4 separate regions of the Mus musculus genome follow, and all the other regions are linked to region 1. Evidence: chromatin loops called from intact Hi-C (ENCODE). Cell type or tissue: heart. All regions are shown on one strand. Region 1 overlaps Mta1 (metastasis associated 1). Region 2 holds the start of Gm26583 (a long non-coding RNA gene). Region 3 holds the start of Pacs2 (phosphofurin acidic cluster sorting protein 2). Region 4 overlaps 9230104M06Rik (a long non-coding RNA gene).

Region 1 (8,000 bases):
CCCCGACCCCTGAGTGCCTAGGTCATTTCCTTCCATCTCACACCAGCGGGACCCAGCCAGCTCAGTTCTGTGGCTTGGGGCACAGGGGTGCAGCTATCTCCACACGGATGGCTCATCCTCCCACAGCAGGCCTCCCACAGCAGGGGCCTCTCAGGGAATCCCTGATCTCACACCTTTGCTCTCTGCCAGGACCTGCCACAGGTCATACAGCCTGGGGTCATATGAGGAGGGGCTGGTCTGTGAGGATTCAGCCTTGCCAGCCCCAGAGGGAGTGGGCCAGGTCACTGGATGCTATAGGCTTACTGGCCTGCTTTCCAGGGCAGAGGCTAGCTCCTGGCTCCCCAGGGGGCCCCCTTCCAGGTGTTGCCCCTTATTCTGCCCAGTGAACCATTTTTGCAAGGATCCCCCTTCCTGTTCACCATGGTTCCTGCTGATATGGCTGCTGCTTCCTCGGGTTCTACCTCTAGTTCCCTCATTTCAGAGGTTCTCCTTTGCCCGTGAAAGGCTCCCATTATCCTGGTCCCTGACCCTGCTCTCTATCTGGACTTGGAGCCCCTCCTCCTGGTCACAGACTAAATGTGGATGAATCTCTTCCCCCACTAGCAAAACTGGGCTCTGCTGAGAGTGTGCTGGAGTGGAAGACCACCCTGAAACACCCATCACCACTCCTGTATGACCCTGACCCCTGGGCCACCTCCACCCCCCACCCCTCCTGGTTCTCATGGTTTCTGGCCCATGATGGCATGTCATATGCTGAAGAAATGAATAAATAGCATGAATAAATAGCAAAAGAGTGAAGGTCTGGGCTCCTGCATCTGACTCAGGCAGTGGGAGGTGGTGAGAGCGTGGAAGGTGGTCTGCAGGGCACTGAGGTCTCAGCCCGTTTCCAAGAGTCCCACAGCTGCCTGCCTGGCGGAGGGGCTATAGCCAAGGCCCTAGCAATCTGGTGAGGTCCTAGACTGGCTCATCTGTACCTGTTTCCCCACGGCGTGGCTAGAGATCCATCCCTGTTTTCATCCTGTGTCCTATATCTGCTCCTCCAGGACATAGCTGGTATCCTGGAGTGTCTGAGGCCCCATGAGGATAGGTGGCTGGACCCTGAGCCTGTGTGTCAAGCAAGTATGTATGACTAAGGAGTAGGGATAGGTCTGTGTTCCTATGTATATGTTGGCTGCCAAGCGTGGTCTGGGGTACCATCTGTATTGCCTGTAGTGCTTTGCAGGGTAGTGGTCCCCAGAGGGTATCCATGGCAGGTGAAGGGTCAGCCCCTAAAGGACTTTTTGGATAGGGAACTCTAGTGCCATCCTGGGAGCCCCAGCACGGCCTTGCAATGGTGCTCTGGGTGGTGGCTGTTGGCTTCCTGCCCCAGTCACTGCTTGCCAGATTCTCAGGCCCCCAGATGAGAGAGGACACACTGTGGCTCCCTGAGCAGGCCTTGGTTCAGTCTGTTGTCTGGGCTCTGGCCCCCTGGGAAATGTGTTCTGAATAGTGGCTGGTGGAGACCTAGGTTGGGGTATCTCTGCCCCCACCCCACCCCCTTCTTGGCACACGTGTCAGGTTTAAGTTTCAGGAAAACTGCCTTGCCCCAGTGTCCCAACTGTGAAGGCATGTGGACAGGAAAGATTGGGATTTGCAGCACAATGTTTGGGCGTCCTGTACTCCCTGGCAAGCTTGTCTGGAAGACGTGTTAGGGTGGGTTAGGCCGGTGAAAGTATGGGGGAGGAGGTTGCAGGAGCCCCAGAACACTTGGGCCAAGAGGTCAGCCAGGGTGGAAAGATAGACTGCATCTTAAGAGGTGGGCTTGCCAGGCTCCTGCCAGCGCCTGAGAGCAGGGGTGGGTGTTGGGTGAGGGTTTGAGAGGCTGTCCCTACTGAGAGCTTGGATTAAGGCTGAGGACATCCTAGGGCAGGCACCTGTGTTTCTTACCTGTGTGTCTGTTGTAAAATTAGGTGGCATTTTTGAACAGAGGAACAGAGATTGCTTTGAGTCTCCCCACGTCACAGCTGCTTCTACGTGGGAGCTTTTTTTTTTTTTTTTTTCTTTTGGTTTTTTTGGAACTCACTTTGTAGACCAGGCTGGCCTCAAACTCAGAAATCCACCTGCCTCTGCCTCCCAAGTGCTGGGATTAAAGGCGTGCACCACCTCCACCTGGCTACGTGGGAGCTTTTTGTCTTTAATTGAAGGGCTATGGCCATTCCCTTTGCAGTATTTTTTTCCTCTCACCGCGAGAAGTTTAACCCGTATTCTTTTGAGTGGCTTTGTGCTTGTGGAACGTTACAGGAAGCAACAGCCTGCAGGCCACAGACACATCACAGCTGCCCCTGCCCTGACTTGTGTGGTGTTTCCTATGCCCAGAGCCAGCCTCTTGGTTTCCTACCTTGGGTTTTCATTTATATCATCATTTGTATTTAATCCTGGTAATAGACACTTTTGTTTTCTGCTTCAGTAGGGTTTTTTTTAATTTTTTTCTAGAATTATATATCTTATGTATGAGTACAGTGTAGCTAGCTGTCTTCAGACACACCAGAAGAGGGCATCAGATCCCATTACAGATGGTTGTGAGAGCCACCACGTGGTTGCTGGGATTTGAACTCAGGACCTCTGGAAGGGCAGTCAGTGCTCTTAACCGCTGAGCCGTCTCTCCTGTCCTTATTTTGGTGTTTTGAGACAGGATTTCTCTGTGTAGCTCTGACTGTCCCGGCACTCACTCTGTAGACCAGGCTGGCCCAGAACTCAGGGATATACTTGCCTAGAGTCAGGAAGCAGGGGCCAAGTCATTAGGAGCCATGCTAAACAGGAAGGGTGGTTGGAGTGCTGGTATTAAAGGCATGTGCCACCATGGCCTGGCCAATTGAAACTTTTGGACTAAAATATTCCCATGATTGAAAATTCTAGAGTTGTGAGGGAATACCTATACTGTGAGCAATGTGCCAATTTGAGGAGCCCGGTGGAGGCTTCTGGGCTCTGCCCAGTTCTTTGCCACAGCACTTGTAAGGAAAAGCCCACAAGTTTTGACCTTAAGCCTGCATCTTTAGCAGTTGTAGAAGTAGGCCAGGCCCAAGGCTGCAGCCTGTCTGTGGAGCAGCATGGGACCTCTCAGCCTCTGAAGCCATTGAGCCATCATCTGTGCTGAAGGCTGCCGGGCAGAGGCCTCCCCATCCTGTTTAGCCTACTAAGCGTGGCTAGCCTGCCCCCTTGTGGGGCCAGAGGTGGGTTGTGTGTCTGCTATTGGCTTTCTGAATTATTTTGAGAAGGAACATTTTAGCATTAAACTCCCGTATTAGCAACAACTAAAACAGAAGTAAATGGTCCAGAGAAGCAGCTCTCGTGGTTAAATCCCAGAACACGAAGCTTCCCTCTGTACTGGCGCCGACCTGCAGGGACCTCCACGACTGACTGTCCCTGAGCAGGGTCCTGGTGCCCCATGAAGCAGGATTTCACTCGGACGTGGCATAAGGGATGCCAGGGTGAGTTCCTGGGACAGGCATAGGCCCCTCTGTCCCTGGTTGGCACTACTGAACACCTGGGTACTCCTGGCCAGACATCAAGCTTGGTCCTGCCTGACTGGGGCCGGCCAGTTGCTCCTCATCCTTGTCCTGTCCCAGCATGCACTCTGCTTCAAACCTGTGTTCTCAGGACATTTAAGGTCACACGCAGAAAGCATCTTTCCTTGCTTCTGGGCCTTTATAGAGTTCCCCAGGGTGCCCACAGAGAGTGATGCAGTGGGGCTCCCTTAACGGCACTAGGCAAAGTCTTTGTGGACCTCATATCAGCGGGCGTGTGGAGGAGGGCTGCTGGGATTGCTTTTATGGGAGGGGACCTGGGAAAGGCTCTGGCTCTGGACATTAGCATATAAGATAATGTCAGATGTGGTCCTGAGCAGATCTGATCTACTTACAGCCACTTAGGGAACCTGTTACCCAGTGTCCTGCCCTCAGCCCCTGCTGTGCCCACAGGGCCCTGGTGGCCTAAAGTCTTTGTGTGTGCTCCACCCCCGGCTATTCCACTTCACCCCCCCCCCCCCAGGGGCCTTCAGGACTTGGGAGTCAGGGTCTGCTCCTGAGATCTAGGGAGACTCTAAGGTTCATATTTAGGGTCCACAACTGCAGGGTGCTGCTGCAGTTCAGGAGGTTCACAGGCAAGTCTGCTGTGTGCAGGGGTAGCGTGTGATATCCTGAAGAACCAGGGTCAGAGGCAAGGTGTGGGTTACTCGTATGGTAGGGGAGTTCTCAGTGTACCCCACACCCACTTAGGAAATGAACCACAAGGCCATTTTTCATTGGTCAGCAGAATCCAAAACAATCTGTTGGTTCATCCCCGGGGCTCCGTGTGGCCTTCCTGGGCCGTTTGGCTTCTTGTGCACACTGGGTGCCACTGCTGGGGGTTATTGGTCATTTGTTCTTGCAGGTAGGGTCTTGGCCTCTTCCCCATTTTAGATTTTGCGGGGCCAGTGAGATGGTCGTTCCCTGTACTGGCTGCCCTCCAAGGTCATGACTATGTTACCAGAGGCCTTCTGAAGTAGAGTGGAGGCCAGGCTGAGCTAGAAGACTCAGGTGCTGGCTGGGTGACAGGACGATGGCCAGGATGAAGTCTAGTGCCCCTAGAGGTGGAGGCTTCAGCTTACAGGAGTGCCTAGGTCGTCAGGCAAGAGGAGTGCATGGGAGACCCGAGGCCTTAGCATGCATGTGGCTCCCGCAGGATCCACCTCTGAGCAGTCTGTCCGTAAACTGGGAATGGACCCTGCAGGGTTGATGCTGTTGCAGATGTTGCTACCCTCTGTGTCAGAAGGGAGGGGGAGGGGTCTAAGGACCCATAGGGACCTTGGCTTTTGACTGGGAGTACAGAGTCCATGTTTGGTCAGTATCTATGGTAACAGTAGGGGGTGTGGGCTCTGGCGCCCACCCACCAGCCAGGCCAGCTGCCCCTGAACTCCTGAGTTTATTTGATCCTCTTGCCTCAGCCTTCTAAGTGCTAGGACTGCAGGTGTGCACCGTACCCAGTTAGGTCTGTGCTTTTTGGCAAATGTCACTACAGATATTTAGGACATTCCCATAATCTACACATTTCTGAGTCTTCTTTGCTGGGAAGTCTCCCTTCTCTTAACTACTCCTGAACTCTGTACCCCAGAGTGTCTGTCTCATAGATGGGACCATCCTTTAAGATGGCTGCTTTACCACTCTGGATTGGCTTTCTCTTCTGAGGAGTGCTCCTCTCTGGGCGTGTCACTGTGAATCCCCAGTCCATGAACTTCATGTGGACTTCAAGGTGAAAAACAACAGACATGGGTTCTTACTTCTCCTGAGTAAAAATGTATGATTGTACAGTGAGCTCAGGAGTTCAAGGGCACCTGGTCTGGCTAACAGCCCTTGTTTCCCGCACCCCCCCCCCACCCCCGCCCAGAGGCACCAGAACCCACACTCGTGTGCCTTGCAGTGGTGTGGCGGGTGTGCAGGGTGCCCTTACTGTTTTAATTGGAGCTCCCTGGTGAATGGTGTCCGCTTCTCATGAGTTCTTATTGCCATCTGTATGCTGTCCTTTCCCTGCTGTGTGTTCTGTTTGTTTGGTTCTTTGAGACTGGGTCTTGCTATTTAGTGCACTGTACTGGTAATCTTCATGCCTCTGCTGTGTGGGATTAAGTGGCTACCATGGTCTGCTGTTTGATTTTTGTTTGTGTGTGTGTGTGTGTGTGTGTGTGTGTGTGTGTGTGTGTGTGTGTGTGTTTAGACAGAGACTCTAAGTGTCCCTGATTGTCCTGGAACTCCCTGTTTGACCAGGCTGGCTTTGGATTCAGAGATTGACTCACCTGCCTCTGCCTCTTAGCACTGGGATTAAAGGCGTAAACATCCATTGCCTGGCCTTTCCCTGGTGTTTAAATTGGATTGTGTTCTTACTGTCATGGACTGTGAGGTGATTATTTATATATCTTATTATTTTGTGATGTGGAAGACTAACCAAGGGTCTGCTTATACTGGATAAGGGCTGTTCCACCATACCCCAGCCCCTTGAGTTGGTTTATATTCTGCATTTCAGACCTCAGAGGACAGAGGTTGTGTGCTTTGTGCGTGTCTCTTAGAACCCAAGATCACAAAGTCTTTATCCTTTTTTATTACATAATCCTTAAAAGTTTGCGTTTGACTTTGGTGTCCATCTTGTTAGTTTCTTTGTGAGGGTTAAGGGCCTTTGTACTTTAATGCTTGTGTCCAGTTCTCCCCACTGGGTCACCTTGACAGCAGTGAGGATGTGGGATGCTGGTATTGGGTTGGTCGACCCGACCGTACAGTTGTTCGGTGATCATCTGGCAGCTTTTGTCAGTGCAAGTCTTGGCCTGGAGCTTACTGTAGTGTTGGGAGGGATTTTGCTGGTGCGAGCCCTCCCTCCAGCTTTGCTCTTTACAGAACAGTGCCTTCTGTCCTGGTTCCTGGCTTCCCTGTCAAAGCCTTGTTGGGCTTTGTTTGTTTGATTTCTCGCTGTGTAGCCCTGGCTGTCCTGAATTCTCTTGTAGACCAGGCCTCAACCTCACAGAGACCTGCCTGCCTCTGCCTAGGAGTACTGGAATAGAGCAGCGTGTCACCAAGCCTGCTCTTGGTTGGTTGGTTGGTTGGTTGGCTGGCTTTCTGGTTTGGTTTTGGTTTTTCGAGACAGGGTTTCTCTGTGTAGCCCTTGTCATCCTGAAACTCACTGTGTAGATCAGGTTAACCTCAGACTCAGAGATCTGCCTGCCTCTGCCTCTGCCTCCCGTGCTAGGATTAAAGATGTGTTCGACGACTTCCCTGACTGTTGCTGATTTTTTTTTACTGTGTAGTATTTTACATTTATTTATGTAAAACACAGGTGTGTGTGTGTGTGTGTGTGTGTGTGTGTGTTGTGGGATGTGCATGCGTGCCAAAGCACACATGTGGACAACTTAGGGGAGCCTGTTCTTTCCCTTCGACCATCTGGTTTCTGGGAAAATGAGGTCAGGTTGTAGGGTTTGACTGTGAGTGTTCTTAGTTGCTGGCCCTGGCTTGTTGATTTCTACAAAGCAAACAAGTTAGTGAGATTTGGATGACCCTGGCTGATGGCAGGGCCTCTTGGAGACTGGCAAACTGCATTGGCAAACGGTACTGCCTAGGTTTGTGTGACTCACGATCTAAGAATGGCGTTTACATTTTTATGTGGTTGAGGGGGAAAAAAATCACAAGAATACTTTGTGACATGAGATTATATGAAATTCAAATTGCTTTACCCATAAATAAAGTTTTATTGGAACATGGCCACAGAAGCTCCAGTGTGGCTGGTTCCGAGCCACACCGAGGAGCCTGTCTTCCCAGGCACAGAACAGACCACTGAGGCTTTGCCATCAAACATGGGGTGGGGCTGTCACAAAGCAGCCATCCAGGTCTCCATGGACCACTGGTTGGGCATGCTGTGATTAAATAGAGCTCTAATGCCCTCTGCCTGGAGACCACGCAGACCTGTAGCTGGGGGGCTCAGTTCCACCAGATCCCCACACTTCACAGGCTAGTTGTGCATCCATGGCTGTAGCCTGTGCTCCTGACTGAGAGCTTTGGATCAAGGCTCCCATGACACTCTTCAGGTTCAGTTAATTTGTTGGAGCAGCTTGCAGGGGTAAACACTTGTCCTGTTTGCTGCCCCATTACAAAGGACACAAGCACACAGATGAAGAGCTGGAAGTCCCAACCCCTGATCCTGCCTGGTCTTTCAGTAGTTAGCTCTGTGCTTGGCAATGCCCTGTGTGTGTGTGTGTGTGTGTGTGTGTGTGTGTGTGTTAACCATCTCACGGGTGTCCTGTGATGTGCTGGGTACCAGAGAGCCTCAGGTATATGGGTCTATGGGTCTCCTGTGTTAGTCAACTTTTTACTGCTTTCACAATTTGAGACTACCAGTTTACAAGGAAGAGAGTTTATCTTGGCTGACAGTTTCTGAGGTTTCAGTCTGTCAGTTGTGTTGCTGTTGGACCTGTGACACAGCAAAGCATTTGAGTAGAAATGTAAGATGTC
Region 2 (8,000 bases), 150 kb before region 1:
ATCCCAAGTATGAGACCTGTCTCTTCTGGGTAAGACTTTTGTGCCCTGTTTTGGCCTGGCTCTAGGAAGATGTCCCAGTGTAACTCCTACATAACTCCCACTCTAGGGCCTCAGGATGTCTCTCCCAGCCCTTTCCACTCTGAGCGCTCCCATTCCCTGGGCTTATCTCTGAGCATTAGTGGACTGTTAACAGTAGCCCAAGGTATGCTGCTCCTGGCAGACTGCCCCTCCTCCTTCACTGAGGTGCACCCTTTGCTTAGCATAGCTCAGTATTGTAAGATTGTGTGTAAAAATGGGAGCTGGAGTTGGGGAGGAGAGGCCCTTGGCCCCAACATCCAGAAGGCTGGTGGCAAACTGGGGAAAGACAGGATGTTTGAGTGGGCTTTTTGTCTACAGGGGAAAGAAACTTGCTCTCCTTTGCAGAGGCCTTGTGTTCACCACAAAGTTCCTTATTTATACGAGCTGCAAACCAGCTCTTAGGGCTTCCTGCCTCTGCCTGCTGAGCCAGTGGAGAAGGTGTGATGGTTGCTAACTTGACACAACCAGTCACCTAGGAAGAAGCAATGTTAACTGAGGAATTGTCCCCACGTTTGGCCTGTGGGTATGTCTACATGGCATCTTCTTGCTGTTTGATGTGGGAGGGCACAGCTCACTGCAGGCCATGCCATCTGGGAAAGCTGTGCTGGGCTATCTAAGGAAGCAAGCTGAGCAAGCCTTGGAGAGCAGGATGGTGAGCAGCGGTCCTCCACGGTTCCTGCCCTGATTTCCTTCAATGATGGACTGTGACCAGGATGTGTAAGCCAAAAGAACCTTTTTCTTCCCCCCAAGGTGGGTTTGCTCAGCATTTTAAAATCACAGCAACAGGCTGGAGAGATGGCTCAAGGTTGAGAGCACTTGCTCTTGCAGAGTGAGCCAGATTCACTCCCCTGAACCCACACGATGGTTCACAGCGACCTGCAATTCTTGTTCTAGGGATCGGATACCCTCTTCTGATCTTTGCAAGCACTGAGTATGCATGTGGTACACATTCATGTGTGCAGGCAAAACATTCACATAAAATAAATCTAAAACTTAAAAAAGTCCAAAGAAAGCAAAGCACGATGGAAGGGGTGTAACACCTGTGTCCCGTCTGGCCTGAATATGGCTGTGTACAGCCTGAGCTTGTGACAATGCTCACTCCAAGTTCTCATTCTGAGTCACTGTCAATGAGCTGGTAAAGTTTGCACATTTGCCAGGAACATCCCCAGAAGCCCCCATGGGCTGGTAAGCCTGATTCCACCTCATCATCCTAGATATTTATTTTATTTATTTACTTTCAAGATGGTTTTTCCGTGTAGCCTTGGCTGTTCTGGAACTTGCTGTGTAGACCAGGCTGGTCTTGAACTCATAAGATCCATCTGCCTCTGCCTCCCAAGTGCTGGAATTAGAGGCACGGGCCTCCATCACCCAGACATCCTGGATCTTTCTGTTCAGAGAACCCTGTCCACCTTGTAAGCCCCTAAACATAACTGTACTAGAACCCATTTCTCCACATCTCTATGAGCCCCTGTCCAGATCCTTACTTGGAAGCAGCCCTTGCCTTCTCCACCCCACACCGAGCTTGTGGAGGGCACCTCCCAGCTCTCCAGCCCATTCTGTTATTCCCAGAGGAAGGCTGGCATGCTACTCTACCAAGTTGCTGCCTGGCTGTCTAGCACAGCCTCACTTCTACTGTGCTGGGAACAGGAGGTCTATCTGCCCTCAGCTCACCAAGTTTAACTTGGCCTTCTCTCCAGACTTCAACCTTGGACTAAGCTGGGGCCTCTGGGCCTGCCAGGCCTCCACCTAAGCAGCAGGGCTAGCATGGGCGCTCAGCTTTGCTGCCCAGGTGCCTCTGCTAACACCCTCTCTATTCTGCCGCCTTCGAGTTGGGCTGGGGCACAAGGTGCATTATGCACTAAAGCTCCTGGAGATGCTTGGAGTTCCTCTTTGCTCCTCCCCGGCCAGGGTCAGCAGGAAGGAGAGTATGGCAGGATGAGGCTCAGGACAAGCTGGATCCAAGGTCAAGTTGAGGATTTAAAAAGTGGGTGATGGTTGAGACGGGTCTCACCAGTTTGGGGCCACTGCTCTCATGGGTCTTAGCCAGGCCCATTGTTTGGGGACAATAGTTCCCCTGAGCTAGGTTCCTCTCCCAACAGGAAAACCATAAAGTCTGCCCATTAACACTGCCCACGGCCACTTTGAAGGCCTGGGGAGGCTTCAGGTGCCAAGTGTAGCCCCACCCATTGCCAACCTGCTCCAGCTCAGGCACCCTAGGGATGTCAGTCAGCCCTTCAGGCTCAGGGTACGGACACAGGCTCTGACCACCAAGGAGACATGGCCTACCTCACTAGGTAGAGCTCAGGAACATGTTGGGGGCTTAGCCCCCTATCCAAGAATCCTTCCTAAAACCCACAATGGGCTGGAGATCCTTATCTGCAGAGCTTACTCTCCACTGAATGGAGACACCCCCCCCCCAACCATTGTACCTAAAGCTGACTTGATACCTCAATGTCCCCTAAGAGGCAAGGGTACTTTTTGCAGAGTGGCTGAGTCCTGTGACAGGGTAGAGATAAGGGTTAGAGAACTGGGTCTCAACCTTCCCCATGCTGCAACCCTTTAATACAATTTCTCATGTTGTGGTGACCCCCAGACAGACATTATAGTCATTGATACTACATAGTTGTAACTTTGTAATTATGTAAATTTTATAATTATGAATCATGAATATCTGTATTTGCCGATGGTCTCAGGTGACCCTTGTGAAAGGGTCGTCTCACCCCCAAAGTTCTGTCCACAGGTTGAAAACCACTGTGTTGGAGGGTGCTGACTGTAGGGCAACAACCTGAGGACAAAAAAAAGCCTTGAACATGTGTTGTTGCTCTGGGAGCTGTGTGCTAGCTCATATCTTCGCCAGTCCTCCCACTAAGCTTGGCTGGTTCGGGGTACCCCCTATTTATGGGACTGCAGGGTAGGGGTGAGGCAGTGATGGGGCCAGTCTGCTGCACTGCCCAAGCAGTGACCGCACCCTTGATCTGTGCTGACTGTTAAGAGTGAAGGGCCTTCAGAAAGTAGTACTGCACACAGCCACCAGAGGGTGCAAGCCCAGGCTTGTGGCCAATCACATCAATTCACTGCAAATAACTGATGTATCAGTAAGTCCTGTACCTCTGAGGTTCAGTGCCAGGGTCTGCCTTCTTCATTTCACTGTGCCTTCCCCATTTCTGCCTAGCTGTCACCCCCACGCCCACCCCACCCCCAGTGTTTAGTGGTCCAGGGCAGTATAAGCTAAAAAAAGCTTGTTAGCTGTGGGCTCTGGTCTGACTCACAAAGCAATGGTACTGAATATTAAACTCCATCTAGGCCTAGACCACCAGGGGAGGCTCAAGCAGCTACTGTTTTAAGTGTACACTCTCATGAGTGACTAGATTCCTGCTCGCTTGCCTCCGGGATAAGGCACACCACCTTATAGGTCATATGAAAACCCCAGCACTGACAGGGATAAGCAGGTTTCTAGGAACTTGGGAGCACGCTACCTCCTCTAGGGTGCTCCCAGGCAGGGCTATACAGGGCTTTTTTGAGTTAGCCTGTTTGTTGCCCATGGATGGGCCCCTGCACCCTTGGAGGATGCAGATGCGGGTGCAGAGGGCCACACAAGCTTCAGGAGGTGCAGAGAATAGGACAGGAAGGAAGCCCCAACAGGTGAAAGTGGGGGCACCCTCAACAGACAGCACCATAGCCATATGCAACACTAACCTGTATTGTGTACGTATGTCACCTGGGTACAGCCACCCCTCACTCTGGGGTGCGTGCGGAGGCTTCCTTGGTGCCTCCCACCCCAGCAGTCACTGAAATGGGCTAGACTGGGTGGGGAAAAGCCAAGCAGGTGTTTTGTCCCAGCGAGCACAAAGTTTCTTCTGTGCCCAAGAGAGGCCCAAGATTTGGGTTACACCCTAAGACTTGGGCTAAGGAAGTCAGACACTCCCCGCTACACTGACTTAGGTAGGATTCTGGCATAGGCCCAGAGGAGGGGGCTGTGGGGCTGCAGGGTTGGGGGCCTACAGCAAATTAAGGTTATAGCAATCCATAGGGTTTAGGGGCTGATGGATCTCTTCACTAAAGTCAAGGTCTTCCAGGGGCTGGCCCAGGCTTGGCTCACTAGACTGGAAGGACTCCCAAGAAACCACCCTAGACCCAGTTCCAGCTACTGCCTAAAAGTCCATTGTCCACAGCTCCTGAGTTGGCCTTGGAAAAGGGAAAGAGAGAAAGAGGGAGTCCATTGGTTTTAGATTGGGACCCTGTCTGGTGTGCACACTTGAGCACCCAGAGCTCTACTGCTCTATGCTGAGAAGAGAGCAATTAGAACCCAGGCTATCCATCATGCAGGAAGCAATCTCCATGAGGTACCAAACAGTCTCCCTTTACTTAACTCCTGCTCTACACCTCTTAGAAGGGAGGCCAGAGAGAAATTCTGGGTCTAACAGGTATCCTAAGATGCACGTACCCCACTACTCCACTTCCTCACTAACACCATTGAGGCCCTGCTTCCCTGGTCTCTGGAGTTTCTTGTAGGGTACCTACCATCTAGAGGTATTACAGAGGCAAAGATATATCCAGCTAGATCCATGCCCATTCCATGTATTCTCTCACACTGTCAAGGTGTATCCATCCCCTGGTCCTAGACAGGTATCTGGGCAAAGGATGTGGCCAAACCTCAGTCTCCACCTTCTAACTATGTATAAAAGGAGTGCCCCAACCCCACCCCACACAGGGCTTGTTCCACTCCTGCTCAGTAGTGTACAGAGGACAAAGCACCTGATCAGAGAACCCAGGTCCAGGGCAGGCTGGACAGGCTTCTCAATGGGTACAATAGCTCAGGAGGGAACAGCTCCAAGTGGGAACAGTGCCTCACAGCCTTGCACGGCTGCAACTTCTCATTCTGTGGCCCAGTTCCCTCTAAAGACAGAAACACGCTCTGCCAAGCCTCACATGTCTAGGTTTACAGGAACCTTGCTGACTGCTACTGTATTGCCCCAGTGATCCTCAGTTTGCAGAGGATGGTGGCAACCATGAAGTACTAGGTTCCTCAGTTTAGGGGGCTGGCAAGACACTTGGATAGTGTACCATACATGTAGTGTCCCCTGCACCTCCCTCCTCCTGGCAGGAAGACAGAAGGCAGAGGAGGCTGGGAGATATAAGCTATCCTGTCTGCTCAGCACTCAAGTGTGCATACCACACAGAGTCTCAGTCTAGAATCCAGGATCCAATGGATTCCCTCATTTCCTAATTCCCTCTTCTAAGGTCCAGTGTGGTAAGGACTAGTTTTTCCCAGGAGGCTATCTGAGGCACTGCTCTGCACTCTGAGAAGACCCCAGGCAGGAGGATTCTGTTGTGATAACCCCAGTCAGAAAAAGCAGGCAGAGATGGACTAATTGCATGCACAGTGGGGTCATCCAGACCCAGTGCTCCTTGAGCTTCACACTAGTGCTGCTCATAGACACACACAAGGCTATGACCTCAGCTCAGAAGCATCCTGCCCATTTCACGGCTGCCCCCTACTGGGCCCTTCCTCCTCAACACCCGGCTCTCCCCAACCCAGGTCCCACATTTCAGGACACACACACACACACACACACACACACACACACACACACACACTTTGCTACTCACCTATCTCCTACGGACTGTCCTCACTCAGCACTGTCCACCTCCCTACACCCCTGTGTTCTAACTCTATCCGTGGTAGTGAGCAACTCATCTAACTACCTTACAAGAGCGCTCCAGCCTTCCCGGCCCTTGCTCCATTTTCCAGACCTTTCCTCCTGCTGGCTCCTGGGCAGACAAGGCACAGCTGGGGAGCAGGCCTCCTCCCACTTCTCCTCCCAGGGCACTTGGTTCTTTTTCCTGAGCTCCCACCTCCCACCCCTCACCCTGTACTCTCTCCATGCCACAGGCAAGTCCTGCTGTATAAAAACGTACAAACATACTAAAACTGTTCTCCCCTACCACAGTTGTGATCTCACTTCTGGGAAGGGCCTTTGAGCCTGGTTCCATATCCCCATACACAATCCCAAAGCATCGTGCAGTCTTTCCGTCACAATCACTTCCTACCTGTCTGACCATCCACTCATCTGCAGCCGCCACAACTCACCACCTCAGGCCTGGCCCCCACAACTCACCACCTCAGGCCTGGCCCCCACAACTCACCACCTCAGGCCTGGCCCCCACAACTCACCACCTCAGGCCTGGCCCCACAACTCACCACCTCAGGCCTGGCCCCCACAACTCACCACCTCAGGCCTGGCCCCCACAACTCACCACCTCAGGCCTGGCCCCCACAACTCACCACCTCAGGCCTGGCCCCCACAACTCACCACCTCAGGCCTGGCCCCCACAACTCACCACCTCAGGCCTGGCCCCACCTCCTGATCTGAAAGCCAAGTGGTCTGCATGCAAGGCTGCATCCAGGGAAGGGAGGCCGGAGTTAACTGCACCGAGGGCACTCTGTAGACCTTCTCGTGAAGAGGCCCAGGAGACAGCTTGCAGGCTTCTTGGCAGAGGGTTCTGTGCAGGAGGACTAAAGGTTCATTCTAACTGATGGGGCAGGGCCAGAACTCCACACAGACTGTGCTAGACATCAACAGGAAGCTGCACACAGGTGTACATGGCCTGCTGGTCTCACTTCCTGGGTGCTGCTGATAAACCTCACTAAGACGCTACTGGGTAGCCACAAGGACTCGTCCTAAGCAGGAGGCTGAGGCCTAAGATGCTCCGGGCAGTTCAAGACAATGAATGGACACCGGGAACGGTAGGAAGCATCCTGCCTGCAGGAAGCTGATGTGAAGTTAAAGGCACAGACCCCAGACTATGGTTGCCTAGTATAGAGAAATAACTGCCACATGTCTCTTGCTTAATACCTCTCTCCAGGATGGGAAGGACAGGGCAGAGAACACTGGCAGCAGGCTAAGCTGGCTGGACTTCTTGACTGAAGCCCTTGTGCTTCAATTTCCTAACGACAGGAGGACACAGTGCCTGCCTGGGGATTGCTGGTAAACAGTCACTAGCAGGCCAGGCCACGAAGTGGGATCCAGACCCAGCTACTCTCTGACCATGTTTCATTACACATAAACACACAGCTAGTTTCCCTTGCTGGGCAAAAATATCCCTTCCATTGCTCAAAACATGATTCCCAATAGTAAGTACAATGGTCCACAATGTAGCCACAGGAAGAGAGCTTCAAATAAGTGGGGCAGTGCTTGACTGGTAGAGTCTCAGAAATCATTCCTATGAGCCGTGGCCCCAGGGCCCATCTGACACCCATAAAACAGATACACTTGGAGTCCAGCACCAGGACGCTGCCTGGCCTTGAGTTCCACTCAGTAGCCATCATCTTCATCACCATCACAGCCGTAATCTGCAAAACAAAGGACAGCAGTGGATGTTCTCCTGGCCCAGCTCCCAGCCCCATCCCCACTGCTCACCTCACAGACCCCACCAACTGAAAACACCATTTCAATCTATCCCAGCTGCCTGCAGGGATGGGGGACTGGTGTGTGCCCTGTGGGGCAGCCTTGGCTCCTTGCTGGGCACTACAAATAGTATGGCTAAGCCATGACACTCACTGTCTACTGGCTGAGCAGCCCCTTGCTGACTCCCAACAAGCCCAGAAAGCATGCCCTGATTCACTGCAGATGCCTCATTGCTCTGTGAGCTGGGCCCTAGTCTTTGCCTTGATTCTCCTAGCATATTCAAGGGCCTCAGAATAGGGCTGGAGAGATGGCTCAGCGGTTAAGAGCACTGACTAATCTTCCAAAGGTCCTGAGTTCAAATCCCAGCAACCACATGGTGGCTCACAACCATCTGTAATGAGATCTGACACCCTCTTCTGGTATCTGAAGACAGCTACAGTTTACTTTGATATAATAATAAATAAATCTTTAAAAGAGAGAGAGAGAGAAAGAAAAAGGAAAAAAAGGGGCCTC
Region 3 (8,000 bases), 89 kb before region 1:
TTATGCACGTGTGTGTGTGTTTGTGAGTATGCATGTGTGTATTCATGTGTGCATGTGTGCAGAGACAAGAAGACAGTGTTGGATCCTGATGGAGCTGGACATGGATGTTGGGAAAGGAACTGTCCTCTGCAAGAGCAGCAAGCACTCTTATAGCTGAGCCTTTCTTCCAGCCATCTTCTTTCCTGTCTTAGTAAGTTATTTCTACTCCATGTCTAGCTTAAAAGCCAGGCCTTTTTCATGTCTTCTTGGTGGTTGCCAGGATTTTTAATCTAACCTGTACTATGTTTTCTCTTAAAGGCTAATAAGATCGTTTTTGAGTTTCTTTCTTTCTTTTAGATTTATTTATTTTGTATAGATGAGCACACCATTGCTCTCTTCAGACACACCAGAAGAGGGCATCAGATTCTATTACAGATGGTTGAGAGCCACCATGTGGTTGCTGGGAATTGAACTCAGGACCTCTGGAAGAGCAGTCAGTACTCATAACCATTGAGCCAGCTCACCAGCCCCTCTGAATTCCTTTATTACTGAGACTAAGAGCATTACAAGAGAACCCCAGCACCCTCGATAACATCTACAGTCCTGTTTCACTTTTGTAGACCATGTCTGCAACACTGTATTCAGCTCAGAAGGACCCAGGGTCTGGTGCTCTGCCATGAGCCTTGCTGCTGCTCACAGCCTCTCCTTGCACACCCACTTGCTCACCCACTTGCACACCCACTTGGCTTCTGAAGGTTACTTGGGTTCCTGGACACAACATTCCTTTCCCTGAAGTAGGCATGCGTGACCCACACTTCATGTGACCAGCGTATCTTCCATGTGTGAAATTTCTGTTTCTGCCTCCTTGATAGTGGCTCAGCTATACAGGCCTGAGCTGACTCTGAAACCCTGCCTCTGCGACAGCAAGGCTGACAGGGATGCAGGATATGAACTATGTTAACACAGAGCCACAAGCCACCCGGGGTCTTGGCAACTCATCAGATGGACTGGAGCCCAAAGTTAACAGTGCAAAGGAGGATGGACCAGAGAACAGCAGAAGGCTCGGTGCCTAGTGCCCACCAGAGCTCCTTCACTAAATAGATACACATGAGTATCTATTTAGTGTGCCCCTAGCATGGGCAGAGGCCTGGAGTCCCAGTGGTTCCTGTGCCTTGGACTCATTGCAAGGTCCCTGGACTCTGTGGGAGCTCCTTCAGGCATGGGCCATGTCATGCCTACACAGCTGTATCACATCCTCATGCCAGGTTCATTATCATTTAAACTCAAGCTAAGCAGATGAGTAGTTTCCAAGGAATGCATGGTCTGGAACATCAGCCAGGAAGCTCAGATTCCCAGTGTGCAGGCTGAGGGGAACCCAGTCAAAATCTGTGGGTCTGTTAGGAAGCTGGCTAAAACCTCTACTTCCTGCCAATGCCCGAGGCCTTTTCTGGAACCCCAAATTTAATTCCTCCCAACAAACAAGTGTCCTGCTGCTGAACAGACAGCTTGTTTTCAGGTCTTAACCATGGTTTATGTGTGCTGACTTGGGACTACAGGGCTCCGGAGGTCTCCCTCCTTGGGCCCTCTCCCCGGTCACCCCGGTTGCCCACCGAGGCTCATCCTGAACTAAGTTCCCATTTTAAAGGAAACATGGTAGGGGAATGCTACAAATGTAGAAGGGTAGGAGTCACATCACACCTAGTTCACAGGAAGACACATTTCCTGGCTTTTAAGGAAGTTGTCTTAGGACCTACAGTTTACAAAAAGAGAATGGAGACAGCCATTATTTTCAAATACAGAGGCCAAAGATCCAAATAACAGGTGAAACAGATTCAAACTGCTATCTAGTCACTTGGAAAACACTGGTCACCACTAACCCGTCCCCATGACCTACCTTAACAGCCCCCCCCTTCCCTTAGAAAGTGCAGACAGCATGTGTCTCACTTTCCTTCCATCTAAAGTGAGGCTGGGCAGATATATGTCATATTCATTGAGAACCTACAATGGTGTCCAGTACAAGATGGCACAGCTCAACCAAGGCCACTGGTGCCATGCCCCGGTATGCACAGCTTGGTCACTCTTATTTCCTCCCTTGACCCTGGCTGCAATGCCTGCCTGGCGCACACAGACACAACTCATCAGACAGCCCATTCTTCTGCCTGCAAATGCACCCTTGGTCTGTCCCCAGCGCTGTCTGCCAATTGCTGAGGTCAGTGGATGCTTGTCTTTTGCTTCCAATCAAAGGCAGCCTGTCCACCAAGGCTGATGAAGCTCGGTGAACACAGCCTCTGGTTTCCTAGGTACAAGCCTTACTACTGGCCCCAATAGGGCTGCAATGTCAGACAATATTCATTTCAGCTGGCCACAGACTGACAGACCCTCTGGACTTTGTTTTACCACCCCAGCGAGTGAGGAACATGAGGAAAACACAGGTCCCCTTGTTCTCTTCAAAGCAGACTCTGGCTTTAAGCAGCTGCAGCTGTTTGCAGCTCCCATCCTGGAGTTACAGCAGGAGGCTGCCTCTGGCAGAGGAGCTCCAAATGTAGATGGCAAGGGGTTGGGGTGTCATAGCAGAGGAGGGACCACCCCCACAATGCCTTCCTGGGAAGAAAGGCAGAAAACAGGACTATTGGGTAAACCTGAAGGGCAAGGAGGGACAGCCAGGTCAGATTGATTTGAGTTAGAATTGTTTCAATAAGCTTACTAGAAGATAATAAGACATGGAACCTAGCGGGAGAAAGGCAATTGTGTAAAGCCGTGGATACAAAGAAACAAGACATGCCAGAAAAGCTTTTCCCTAAATTTGTTGACTTTGACCAAAGACAGCCAAAAAGAGGGGGAGGGACATCTGCCACTGAGAGCTTCTTCCTGAGGCCCAGAGCCTAGCCGGCCTTCTCCAGGCCATGCCTGGAATCCCCTGCCTACTGGGCCCTGCAGTCTGATCGGCCACCCGCCCCTCCTATTGGCCCAAGTTCACTGCGAGCAAGGGAGAATGCACCCTGTACCAAATATTTGAGATGCTCTTGAGAAAAACTTAAAAATAAATAAATAAAGCACTGCTGAATATAGGAGGAGGCTGGATGGGCGGAGGTTGCTGGATGGGGCAGCTAGGGAGGACAGATGGTGGCTGAAACTCCTCAAGGAATAAGGGTGGGTGGGGCCTACAGAGTGCGAGAGCCAGGCCTTAGGGGCCTGTGCGGGGACACGCAGGATGGCAACCGGATGAGAGTCACCGGGATACATGGTCACGTCCCTAGGCCCGCGGTCCGCCGCAGGGAGCGTGAGGGGTTCGTAGACCTGGTCACTCCCGCAGCCATCACGTCGCTCGCCTGAGTCCCTGAGAGGGGCACAGCCTGTGCGCCGCCGCGCGCGCTCGCTCCCGCGGCTGGGCGCCGGAGACGCCCTGGGGCGCGCGCCTCACTTCCGGTGGGCGGTGATTGGGTGCGCCGCGCGAGCCCTGCCCCGTCGACCAATAGGCGGCGCGGTGCGGCAGGGGGCGGGGCGCGGGCGCAGCCTGGACACCGCCCGCGGGCCTGCCGGACTCCCGCCGCCCGCCGGCGCCATGTGACCGCGCCGCCGCCCTCCGCGCGCCCGGCCCGCCCGCCCGCCGCGCTCCCGCGGCCCGGCGCAGCCCCAGGCCGCCGAGGGACGGCGGGGCCGGCGCCATGGCCGAGCGGGGCCGCCTCGGCCTGCCCGGCGCGCCCGGAGCGCTCAACACTCCGGTGCCCATGAACCTGTTTGCCACCTGGGAGGTGGACGGCTCCAGCCCCAGCTGCGTGCCCAGGTACGCCCCCGTGCTGCGCTTTGTCCGCGCGCACCTGCCTGCGGGCCGGGACCCCGCGCCCCCGAGCGCGCGCGGGTGACTGCAAGGCGAGGGCCGGGGCGGGGCAGCGGGCCTGTGGCTCGCCCGGCCGGTGCTCTGCCCGCACCTTGACACCTGCGTCCCGGGCCGGGCTGCGCAGCGGACCTCAGGCGGTGGAGCTCTCGGCTAGTGCCACAGCTCTCCTCCGGCGTGCAGCGGCACTGTCACACCCCAGAGGCCTGGGCCTGAGGCTCCCGGGACACGCCGCTGTCTCCTCTCCATCTACCCTGCGGGTGAGGTCTGCGCTCTCTTCACCTGTCGGCCTTGTGTCCGGCGTTGTGACGAGAGCTCCCGAGACCGTTGTACTCTTTGCTTGGAGCTGTTAATTTTGCCGTTGCACAAGCCTGGTCTTTCTCCCCTGGGTAGGCGACCTCCTCCTCGCCCCGTGGAAAGGGTTAGACAAAATTTACCCGCTGGGCGGACACTGTGGCCACCCATCTCTGTGTGGACTACAGCTTCCCATTCTAGTGCCCAGCTTGAAACTTTTGTGATTTCTTGACTTGGCTCCTACTCGGGAGCTTCAGCTAGTGAGAGAAAAGAGGAACTCTAGACACCAGGTTGAGGGCGCTCCAGGCTTCCCTCTGGGGAGTCAGGGAAAGTGGCCTTATCACCAAAGAGCCTTCCAGGCACAGAACTTGGACAGTGTGCCCTGGAGGGGGATCTGAGTAGAGAGATGCTAGGAAGGAGAAGGGGAACTTTCTGTGTTCTTTCAGCAGGCCTCTGAGTGTGGTGTTGGGGGTACAGAGGCCACTAGATAGTGGTTTTACCCTTCTAGAATGCACAAGGCCCTCTGGGTCTGTCTGTGGCTTTGGGAAAGGAAGGATGGATCTGAGGGGCATCTGGAGGACTGAGACCTGAGGGTCAGCTTTTGCCTCAGTGGGAGCATCTCCCAGGCCCCTAAAGCAGGGTGGGGGGAGGGAGAGATGAACTGATCTCCACACTTAATTCTGGCTCTCTACAGCATTGCCCTGAGACTTCACACTGGCCCTTGAATTCCTTTAGCAGTCTCTGAGTTCCCTTAATGAGAGCCAAGGGTCCCCATGCCCCCCACCCCATACACCAGTCAGCCTTTCTCTTTCTCCCTCCCTCTTCTGTTCCCCCTTCCTTCTTTTTCAGAAACACTGAGGCTGTTTGAACTCCTATGCTCTTGTGATCCACATCCCCAACACACACTTGAACTTCTTTTAGAGTTAGAACCGCAGATACAGGTAGCACACTCACCTAAGACTGGAGCCTAAACCTAGTAAGGAAAGGGAGAGAGGCCATTTCCTTTAAAGGTGGACGATTTTTTTTTTCTTTTGAGACAGGGTTTTGCTTTGTAGTCATGAATGGCCTTGAACTTGTTTTTGTAACCCAGGGTGGCCTTGAGCTCTCAGTCCTCCTGCCTCTGCCTCCTGTGTACAGGGATTATAGGCATGCGCACCGTGCCTGCTGTGGTCTGTGTTCTTGAAGATCCTTTTTCCACAGGAGAAGGTAGGGGTCAGGGAAGGCTGGTGGAGGACAGGCTTACACAGAGAGGAAGATGTGAAAGGGGTGAGCAGCAGCAGGTGTTGGGGTGCTCTGGGTGTTGGGCTGGACAGAGACTTTCTCTGGAGGGGTGAGGACCTTGGTCAGGTGGAGCAGATGTTCTGTGTGTTAAAGTATAGAGTGTCAGGACAGTGTTGCATGTTTTCTGACCTGTGTCCTCCTCTGCTCTGCTGCCAGAGGTGCTCACCCTCAGGACTTAGCACACACCTTCTGCACTCAGTCAGCACTCAGCACTCACCCTCAGCACTCAGTCAGCACTCACCTTCAGCACTCATCCTCAGCACTCAGTCAACACTCAGCACTCTCTCTCAGCACTCGCACTCAGCATTCAGCACTCAGTCAGACTCACCCTCAGCACTCAGCACTCACCCTCAGCACTCTCTCTCAGCACTCGCACTCAGCATTCAGCACTCAGTCAGACTCACCCTCAGCACTCAGCACTCACCCTCAGCACTCTCTCTCAGCACTCGCACTCAGCATTCAGCACTCAGCACTCACCCTCAGCACACACCCTCTGGCCACTTGCTGTGCAGTGCTGTGCTTTGGGCACTCGCTGCAGACAGGATCAGGATTGTGTTCCCTGGTTCCCTGGTTCCCTGCTGGCTTTGGTTGTCTTTCCCGAGCTACGGCTGTGCTGGTGGCTGACGCACATTGATTGCTGCATACACTCCTCAGAGTGATAACACCTGGATTTCTGCTGCGGGGTGTTGTCAGGTTTTACCTGGCTACAGCTCTGCCATGGCCACCGCAGAGAAGGTTTTCTTATGAATCTCCTGTGTGCATGCCTGTCCCTGAGGCAGACAGGACTGCCTTGATCACGTTTTGTCAAGTAGGAGGATTTAGGGGTGTGGGTGTGTGTTCGCTTGGTGTTACTATTCGGTTGCTTCCTAAAACAGTTGTGCCAGCTCCAGCCCCCATCATCAGGGCGAGAATCCTCACTGTCTTGCGTTCTTGCCAGGCTGGTGGGTGTGAAACAGTGCTGTGGTTTTAGTTTGAGTTTCTCTGATTATGAATCTAGACCATTTGTATTTCCTTGTTAGTGAAATTCAGTCGTGTCTTTTGCCAATTTTTCTTTCTCCTTTTTCCCTACTTGAGTCTTAGCAAATTCTATAGGGGATAGTAATCTTTTCTCACCTTATTCTATAGGGGATAGTAATCTTTCTTTTCTCACCTTCAGCTGTTGAGATGCCCCCTTCAATTAATTGCCTGTATCTGTCAGGGTTGCCCTGGCGTATAGGGGTGCTGAGGTGGGGGTGGTATCCTTTCTCCTCATTTGCTTGAGTTTCAGTTCTCCTTCTTTCCCTCCCGGAGGCGATGAGACAGCTCTCTGTCCTGTGGAGAGCTGGGTGCTAGGCATCCTGGGGCTGGTGGGAGGGAGGACCCAACTCCTGATAGTCAGTGGTGACCCAGCAGTGTTGCTGAGTTCACCTTGCCTCAGCAGCGTGGTGCACCGTGCTGCTGGGGACAGCCAGCATCTTGCCCGTGCCCTACTGCTGGGATTCCAGAGCCCTTGCCCGAGTCTTTAGCTCTGTGGACCTTTGTACTTCCCACTTGAATTCTTTTCTAGCTGACGCTTACTAACACATTTTCCAATCTCTGGGCACCTGCTTAATATTGTTCACAAGCCTCTGTTCTTACCGCTGCTGACCTCTAGTCTCTATCTTTGGCTTACTTCAGGAAAGGTGGGACTCTTAGTATCTGGGCAGCAGTGTGGTCTGAGTACACACCATTGTAGGTGTGTGTTTGTGGAAGGCGCAGACATCTCTATCATCCCAGAAAACAGCTCCCATCCTTCTTTGGTCCTCCACCAGCTATGGATTCTCACACAGTCTTCTCCCCAGAGAGCCACATGGAAGGAATGAGGCCGCCTTTGATGCATCCCGTGCTTTTTTGTCAAGAGACTTTCCTTTTTGTTGTTACATAGTACTCCCTTGTACAAATGAACCTACATTGGATGTGGACTTTGGATTCTTTGTAGTTTCAGGCTGTCATTTGGTTACTATTGTCACAGGGCTCATTGTGGACCTGGGTGGCTGATAGCAGCAGTGGAGGGGGGTTGGTACGTACAATTTCATAAGCAAGCTCCAGTTTAAGGTGAAGGCCCAGTCGTCTGCTCCCCGAATGGTCCTGGGCAGTGTGGTAAGATTTTCTTAGACTCTTTTTGGAGATGTGTCGTACCAAGAGTTTTTCCACGAGTGGCTGCATTTCTGAATTGGAGGCTGGCTCCTGGTTTTTGCTGAGAAGGATCTGTTTTCCTCATTAAGCTGAAGTGTCCTTCATGCGGTGGAAGTGGATGCTCATTGCCAGTGTTTCTGCTCTTCATGGGTGCACTCTGTGATTTCACTTGACACTGGTCTCACTATGCTGCTCAGACTGGCCTCCTGAACTCAAGTGACTCTCCTGCCTCAGCTTCCTGAGTGGCTGGGACCACAGGTACATGTGTGTGCCCAGCTCTGAGCAGGGGTTTTGATTTTGGTAAAGCCCAGTGTTTTATTTGCTTCTCTGTCCTGTCTTAGAAACTTCAAGGGTGTGAATGTTCTCTGTGTCTGGCTTTGCCACTGGCTGGGTTAATTGTGACTGTGGCTTCAGATGGGCTTTGCCCGTGCATTCTCCTGAGCTCCACTGGCTCCAA
Region 4 (8,000 bases), 98 kb before region 1:
AAACTAAGAGGGAAGCATTGTAAATATGCAGACTTCTGATCAGCTTGCAAAACCAGCGTTATCAACACAATTTAGAAGAAGAACAAGAACAACAACTTGGAAAAAGCCGATTGTGTTGGTGCACACCTTTAGTCCCAGCACTCCAGAGGTAGGGGCAGGTGAATCTCTGTGAATTAGAGGCCAGCCAGGACTCTGTTTTATACATAGAGTAACCCTGTCACAAACAAACAAACAGAACTTGGGAGGGATCTCCTCAAAACATAGCAAAGGAAGGGTTGGTGAGATTGCTCGTCAAGTAAATGCCAAGCAAATCTGTCTGCCTTGCTTGAGTTCAATCCCAAGAACTCTGGTAAAGGCGGACTGAGAGAATTTACTCCACAAAATTCTCTTTTGACCTCCACACATGTACCCTCTCACCATCATGTGCACAATACATATTAAAGTCAAATGGCAAATGAAGGAATTGAAGGATTTGGAGTGCTGCACAGTTCCTGTGCTCTCGAGTCACCCCAAGGGATCCCAAATCAACATGTCATTGAATGCCTCAAAAGGTCCAGGACAGCCAATGGTATGTCCGGAAAAAAAACAAAAACAAAGCAATACTCCAGAAACCCAGAGTGAAGCACTCACAGGAGCTCCTGGTTCCCTATACAGTTGGTGTCTTTAGGAGATAACCATGGTCAGAGTCCCAAGGTGGAGGACCAGGGTCCTTCAGACCTCCTCACAGATGCCCCTGAGCCTTGTCCCTTCTCAGTGACCCCAATGTACATTGCAGTAAGACAAGTGCTAAGAAGGGAAGAGCAGCAAGTTCTTCAGCCCCTACAGAGGAACCAGGTGGAGCCCTATCTTCTTTGGAGGGCCTGGGGATGCTTCCCTGCCATTCTATCTTGAAAAAGGCTCACCCAATCTGAGTCTTAAAGAGCAAGAATATCTTGCTCTGCAGGGGATAAACATGAAAAGGTGAGCTTATCACTCATGAATGCCATTGTGTAGAGAGAAAACATAGCTCAGAGCTGGGGGTACCCCCAAATGCTTCATCATGGAGAAGTATTAGGCGTACCACAAAGAGAAGAGAGTGCCTGTGTTAAACCCCTTTGCTCTGCACAGATTCTGCTATGGATTCTGCTATACCACTGCTTTACCCAATCCACTCATTAGCCTTGCGTCCTTCCATTCCCAAGTTTGTATGACATAGTCAAGCCCTTGCCACAAAACAGTCCCAGCACACACATTTCCTTGAGTTCAATTCTTTTTCTGTTTCAATAAAACTTGTAGAATATTTGTTTGCTGGGACTACCAGAACAAAGTGCCCCAGACTCAGCGACTTGACTTTGTCTACTCTTGGAGCTGGAGAGATGGCTCAGAGGTTAAGAGCACTGGCTGCTCTTCCAAAAGGTCCTGAGTTCAATTCCCAGCTACAATCATCTATAATGAGATCTGGTGCCCTCTTCTGGCGTGCAGGTATATATGCAGACAGAATACTATATACATGAAAAAGAAATTAAACCTTTTTTTTTTTTTTTTTTTGGTTTTCCTGGACAGGGTTTCTCTGTGTAGCTCTGGCTGTCCTGGAACTCACTCTGTAGACCAGTCTGGCCTCGAACTCAGAAATCTGCCTGCCTCTGCCTCCCAAGTGCTGGGATTAAAGGCATGTGCCACCACTGCCCTGCAAAAATTCTACTTTTGTGATCTAAAGGCTGGAAGTCAAGGTATGAACAAGGTCTTTGCTCCTGAGGCCTTGCCTTCTGCCTCAAAGGGTACTCTGTGTGTGTCTGTCAGTCTGTCTCCTCATCTTCGGTTCTTTTTAAGGACACAGCCATAGGACAGTAGATTAGCACCTTTCCTAATGACCTCCTGCTACCATAATCACCTCTCTAAAGGTCACCTCTTCAAACATGAACAGGGCAGGGGCAGTTCATAGTGAATGCTCAGGTCTTCCAGGAGCCCAGTGAGCCGTAACAAACCAGCTGGAAGTGATGTGCTCGGTGCCTCGGTGGCTCTGTGGCCATCAGTGCACCAGGTGGACCTGTTCCTCAAGCATCCAGCCGGCTTTGGGGCTTAAATATGGCATTAACACTAGGTTGCTGCGGGTGGAGTGATCACCCTGGGTGAATGCACAGGAGTCGCTTCTTGAGGTTTCCAGTGAGAAAGGGAAGCTGCCCCTCAGGTGTCTCCAGTGCATGCCCTGCTACTGCAGTAACCCGTCAGAGTGAGCTGGGAAACATGACATGGGGTGCCTCAGCAGTCCCGGCAACAACATAATTTAAATGAGTTTTCCTACATCCCAAATCCATAGGCGACTTTGTCTGCCTTGTTTTGTGTTCCTTCCATCTTTTTCACTTGATGTCTCTCATTTTCCAAACCTGAACTGTTTTTTGTTTGTTTGTTTGTTTGTTTGTTTTTTGTTTTTTAGCGCTCTCGCCTGTCCCTCCCCAGTTTACCATATCCCTGCCAAATATGTCTTCCCAGTGGCCCTTGCCCACCTGGCACACACACTCCAGGAAAAAAGGAGATGACCTTTCCTGCAGCCTCTTGGCCTGTGGCTGGAGGCTCTTTCAAGCTCCCCGCATTCTTTTTAAAAAGGCTTGGATACTCTTTCACTCCAGAGTCTCTCCCACATTTCTGCTTGCTCCAGGATACAACCTGACACTGAGAGCCCACTCCATCTGGCCTGCGATAATCTGAAAGTCCCCAATTCCTGTTAAATCCCAGGGCTCAGTGTGACCGCATCAAGTAGAGATACTGGCTCAGACCTGTAATCCCAGCAATCGAGAGGATCACGGACTTAAAGCTGCCTCAGCGACATACAGACCTAGGGTCAAACGTATGACCCTATTTCAAGAAGCAGTTAAATTGTTGCTTTCAGAGCAGAAGGATCATTTTCGTTAACAAAATAAAATAACCCTACAGAAAAGCTATCCTTTCACTCACTCTGATGAAACAGGATTGAACACCTGTGTGCTGTCAGGGGTATTGTGTCTTTTATGACTGTCATTGGCTGTTCTCTGTATTAGGACCTTGGTATTTTCCCATATTCTACATATGTGTTTGCATCACTATTTCTACTGTGAGAAACACTAAGGAGCATGGAGCATTATAATTTAAACCCAAAGGTCCCTCGGATTCTTTTGGGGGGGGGCAGACTTGCCTTGAAGTCCCGATATCTTGCCCCTGACTCCCCTGAGTGTTAGAATCAAAGTTGTGTGCCACTCCGTCTGGTCTTCCCTCCTATTCTTAAGCCTAGGTTAAATGTGATCAGTAAGTTAACAGTCATGGTGTCTCATACCTTTAATCTCAGCACTTGGGAGGCAGAAGCAGGCAGATCTCTGTGCATTTGAGGCCAGCCTGGTCTGCACACAATGACTTCCAGAACAGCCAAGAGCACATAGAGAAACCTGTCTCAAAAAAAAAAAAAAAAAAAAAAAAAAAAGACATAAAATAAGGTAAGAGGATGATGCCTGCTCGACAGCTTTAATCCTTGGCTTTTCACACCATCGCCTACCGTGACTGTTCCTGGAGAGCAACACGGAGAGCTCCCTTGCATGTCCAGTGGGTAAATATGTCATGGCTGATCTGTCATTTCCCAGTTATCAGACATACCCCTCCATAAGCTCTCCCTTTGAAATACCACACAAACCTGCAATGCCACAGACTATGTGCAAATGCCCAAGGTAGCTACCAACCAGAAGAGGGCAGCTCTGCCATCCTAAGGTGAAGGATGAGGGAGCCCACACTCCTGAGCAGAGTAACCCAGGAGGTGGCGCCCGCCTCTGGGTGAATTGAGATCATGGGGAGAGCTGCAGGCTGGCCTTTGCTCTGCATTCACCTTCATCACATGGGCAATTGAGGTGGGCATCGTGATTTACAAAGAAAACAAAAGCCTATTTCATTCTTTGTAAATATTTTGTCACTTGTATTTTCCATTGTCTGACAGATGTGAATGGTTTCCCAGGGTTGTAAGGATATCACCTACTAAGTGAGTGTATGTTTCCATACTGATGGTGCTTGGCTGGTACGGGGGAAGTGCTGGGGCTGCCCTTGGCTTATTTTTCCAGGGCACCTAGCTCACCCCTGTCAGCGGCTCAGCCACAGCCTATCCTGATTTATCTGCCACAAGACATGCTTTTATTTTTCTGAGACAGATTCGTGTGATGTAACTCTGACTGGCTTGGAACTTGCTCTATAGATCAGGTTAGCCCTGAACTCATAGCGATCTGAATGCCTCTGCCTCTGGAGTGCTGGGATTAAAGGTGTGCAGCACCAGAGCTCCACAGCTGGCTTGACTCAGAGCATCCTTTGTTCCCATCTCAATATTCTTCACTGGAGTTAAAAGCCATGAAAGACGAGAAGAGAAAGGAAAGCAACAGAACCGATTGCATTCGGAGCACAGAGGTAATGCTCTCCTAGCACAGTTTATATTTTCTTATGGCAGCTTGAATTCCTGTGCGTCAGTATTTTTGAGAAAAATGTATTTGGCACACATAATCATGTATTGATAGATACTTTCACATACACACATTTACATATTTGCTTTCTTTTTTAAGCTGAGTAGGATTACATTTTCTACTTTCTATAGTTTTTGCTGTTTGTTTTTGAGACAGGGTCTCACTATGTAACAACCCTGGGTTGTCTGTTCTCAGATCTTGAGGTCTTAGTTGCTGACTTCCTACCAGACACACTGGAAGATGCCTCTGCCTTTCTTCAGTGTAGCAGTAGAAATGGCACTGTCCCTGCTAGCCTCTCCGAGAGCAGCACTGTCTGGCTGAGTTCTAGCCTCTCTTAGCTCTAGCATCTAAGTTTTAGCATCTTAGTTCATGATGAGGAGCAGTGGGTGTAGGATGTTTGTTTGTTTAATGTCAATTCGACACAAACTAGGGAGCCACACCTGAAGACCTGTCCTGGCTGCTTTGACTGAGGTGGGAAGACACACGTGGGCAGCACCTTCAGGTGGCAGCCGGGAAACAAAGGGCTTCAGAAGGAAGGTAGGCCATCTGGCTCTTCCCCCTTGGCCTTCCCTGGTGCAGCTGAGTTAATCTGCCCTGTTGTGGCTGCTTCGGGTTCCCTCTCTGACATCAGAACAAGCTTTCATCTTGGACTAAGGACTGGGGTTGATAAGACACCCACGTTGTGGACTGTCCCCAGTGAGAGACAGCCATTGTGGAATTACTCCCAATATTGAAGCACCCAGCCTCATGGAACAACTACCTGGGTCTCAGCTCTCAGGTATGGCTCTGCTAAGTGATACCAATTTTTTGTTTTTGTTTTTGTTTTTTTGTTTTGTTTTTCGAGACAGGGTTTCTTTGTGTAGCCCTGGCTGTCCTGGAACTCACTTTGTAGACCAGGCTGGCCTCAAACTCAGAAATCCACCTGCCTCTGCCTCCCGAGTGCTGGGATTAAAGGCGTGCACCACCATGCCCGGCTAAGTGATACTATTTTAAGCTGACTTAAATTCTCATACTTGCTTGTGTGCGTGCATGTGTGTGTCTGTGTGTGTGTGCATGTGTGTGCGCACACTTCTGTGTGTGGCTCACTTCTGTGTGTGGCTGATCACACTGGTTATGTGCCTCTAGAGAATGCTGACTATGCAGAGTTTAAGAGTCAAGGCAGTTTCAAGAGGTGCAATGGTATTGCCGTTCTTCTAGGTGAACTCCCGACACCATCAGACTTTTCTGCTGCCCTTGTAGTTCTACAGGTGTGCCTGGGAGTGCTGAGTACTCTCTCAGTCTCCCCACAGAGACTGAGTGGTGGGTGTTGCTCCCTACTCGTTCCAGGATCCACTGGAACCTAGGCACAGGCTCCCTGCAGATGCCAGGGAGAAGCCAGGGAAGCTGCTTTCCCTTCCAGGGGTACTCAGCCAAGTTGGAAGACAGACCCTGGGGCCCACTAACTGTTGCTGAGGCGACCTCATGGTTGGGATCACTGAATGCTCATAGGAGAGGGCCCTGGAAAGCTAGTTTTCTCATCACATGGGAAAATGCAGTGAGAAAGTTCTATGAATCAGGGAGGAGCTCTCTTTGATCTTAGACACCTCAGCCTCCAGCACTGTGGGCAGCACATTTCTCTTATCAACCAGTCAGTTTATGGTGTGTTCTTTTTTTTTTTAAGATTTATTTATTTTTATTTATATGAGTATAATGTAGCTGTCTTTAGACACACCAGAAGAGGTAATCAGAACTCATTACAGATGGTTGTGAGCCACCATGTGGTTGCTGGGATTTGAACTTAGGATCTCTGGAGGAGCAGTCAGTGCTCTTAGCCGCTGAGCCATCTCTCCAGCCCCTTATGTTGTGTTCTTAAACTTCTTGAGAAAACTTGCTGGACAGTGGTAGCAGACACCTTTAATCCCAACACTCAGGAGGCAGGGGCAGTTGGATCTCTGCATTTGAGGCCAACCTGGTCTTCAGAGTGAATTCAACCTGGTCTACAGAGTGAGTTCTTGGATAGACAGGGTTACACAGAGAGACCCTGTCTCAGAAAACAAAACAAAAAACAACAAAAACAAACAAACACAAGAGAGACAAAGAGACACAGAGAGACAGAGACGGAGAACTTAATGTGTATGGGTATTGTGCCTGCTTGTATGTTTACACACCACGTTTATGTCTGGTACCAAAAGAGTCCAGAAGAGGCTGTCTGATTCCCTTAGCTGTAGTTGCAGATGGTTGAAAGATGTTTTGTGGGTTCTGGGAATCGAACCCAGGTCTTCTTCAAGAGCAAACAGCGCTCTTAACCATGCAGCAACTTCTCAACCCCTATGGCATTTTCTTACAGCAGCCTGACTTACAACACACTATGTATGCAAAGCATTTGAGTCATTGTTTGAGGGTTAGGGGCAGAGACTCCTCCTGACTATCTTATGACTCTGAATGCTGTTAACTTTGACTAGTTTCATCATTTTTCCAGGTGTTCCCCTTGCATTTCATTGGCTTATTAAATTCTGCCCACAATGGCAACATTGTCTCCTCCTGTTTTAAAGATTTGAATGACATGGGCTAATGTAGCACAAACATGATGCTAGTCTAAATGCCCACAGACAGAGGGCAAAGTAGGTTGGTTACAGTTCATCCAGATTGTGGGATGTGAGAAAGCTACTGTACCTCCAGTCCAGAAAACATCAAGGATTGAGGGTTTGTGGCTTCCTGACAAGTGTCAAACATTGTATATGGACCCCAATCCAGATTTCAAAAGAAAAGCAAAAGAATGTGGACTTGTAGACAAAGAAGGTGAAATCCAGGCATGGCAGCACGCACCTGTAATCCCAGTAGTGTGTGGGAGGGGGAATGGGGACAGAGAATCTGAAGCTCTAGGCCAGACTGGGCTACAGAGTGAGGCCTTAGAGAGAGTTGGGGAAGGAAAGGGGAGGAGGAAGGCTGGAGAGGGTACCTGCATGGTAGGTTGGGCCTGGGCTGAGTCTCCTGTTCCCTGCTTGCTCCTTTCAGTTCACTCTGGGCCTCCAATACCAAGGCAGACTGCACTTGCCTCCCCCAGTCTTCATGTGTGTTCAGAAACCTATTGTTCACCAACAAAGCTATTACCTATTGTTCACCCTCAAAAGAAGGCAATACATTATAAAGATCACATGATCTAAATGTAAAAATTCCCAAAGGGCCTGCATAGAAGCACTCAGAACTACCATCCCTGTGACCTTGGGTCTAGCAGAGAGACTGTGAAGACACAAGCTGGTAAGCAGAAGTAGCAGAACACAGATCCAGGCCTTTTCTTTTCCTTTCTCTTTCTTTTCTTTTTTCTTTTAAGACAAGGTTTTTCTCTGTGTAGTCCAGGCTTTCCTGGAACTTGCTTTGTATATTAGGTTGGTCTCAAACTTGAGATCTGCCTGCCTCTGCCTCCTGAGTGGGATTAAAGGCATGCACCGCCACTGCCCTGCTTCTGTTGGTTTCATTCTAAGCTGTCTCACCTAGGCCTTTCAGTCACCCAAAAGTGATCAGGCTGAGAACATTTGGGCTCCTGGACTGCAGCTACCTGGGGCTAATGTTGTGGCT

The links. Peaks named below come from ENCODE experiments on the same cell type or tissue, not always from the same donor. Only the 100,000 strongest peaks of a DNase experiment are listed, where the experiment ranks them.
Region 2: a loop joins it to region 1, with 2.2 times the contacts of the local background. A loop is called at or near these places in 2 of 42 quality-filtered maps.
Region 3: it touches region 1 in a loop (3-fold over the local background); 14 of 42 quality-filtered maps call a loop at or near these places.
Region 4: a loop joins it to region 1, with 4 times the contacts of the local background. A loop is called at or near these places in 14 of 42 quality-filtered maps.

The regions. Positions count from the first base shown.
Region 1 is chr12:113,099,492-113,107,491 of GRCm38, forward strand. The region is part of intron 1 of Mta1 (metastasis associated 1); the gene reads left to right. Among named protein-coding and RNA genes, the nearest start is that of Mta1, 5.2 kb to the left of the region's middle. In heart, CTCF peaks have their summits at 3,199 (motif pointing left) and 4,620; DNase peaks (open chromatin) are centred at 130, 1,340, 3,110 and 4,570; H3K4me3 peaks cover 1,039 bases; H3K27ac peaks cover 3,121 bases.
Region 2 is chr12:112,952,927-112,960,926 of GRCm38, forward strand. It overlaps Brf1 (BRF1, RNA polymerase III transcription initiation factor 90 kDa subunit), which reads right to left. Exons shown (of 18, transcript NM_028193.3): 18 at 6,936-7,432. The coding sequence ends at 7,395. Gm26583 (a long non-coding RNA gene) reads right to left here and starts at 1,363. Exons shown (of 2, transcript XR_381995.2): 1 at 1-1,363. In heart, CTCF peaks have their summits at 3,099 (motif pointing right) and 5,548 (motif pointing left); DNase peaks (open chromatin) are centred at 3,095 and 5,564; H3K27ac peaks cover 1,379 bases.
Region 3 is chr12:113,010,920-113,018,919 of GRCm38, forward strand. It overlaps Pacs2 (phosphofurin acidic cluster sorting protein 2), which reads left to right and starts at 3,589. Exons shown (of 24, transcript NM_001081170.1): 1 at 3,589-3,763. The coding sequence starts at 3,645. In heart, a CTCF peak has its summit at 4,407; DNase peaks (open chromatin) are centred at 1,112, 2,222, 3,382, 4,372 and 3 weaker places; H3K4me3 peaks cover 2,734 bases; H3K27ac peaks cover 2,788 bases.
Region 4 is chr12:113,001,470-113,009,469 of GRCm38, forward strand. 9230104M06Rik (a long non-coding RNA gene) reads left to right here. Exons shown (of 3, transcript XR_001780729.2): 3 at 2,713-3,012. Among named protein-coding and RNA genes, the nearest start is that of 9230104M06Rik, 4.7 kb to the left of the region's middle. In heart, CTCF peaks have their summits at 1,439 (motif pointing left) and 3,718 (motif pointing right); a DNase peak (open chromatin) is centred at 3,742; H3K4me3 peaks cover 177 bases; H3K27ac peaks cover 397 bases.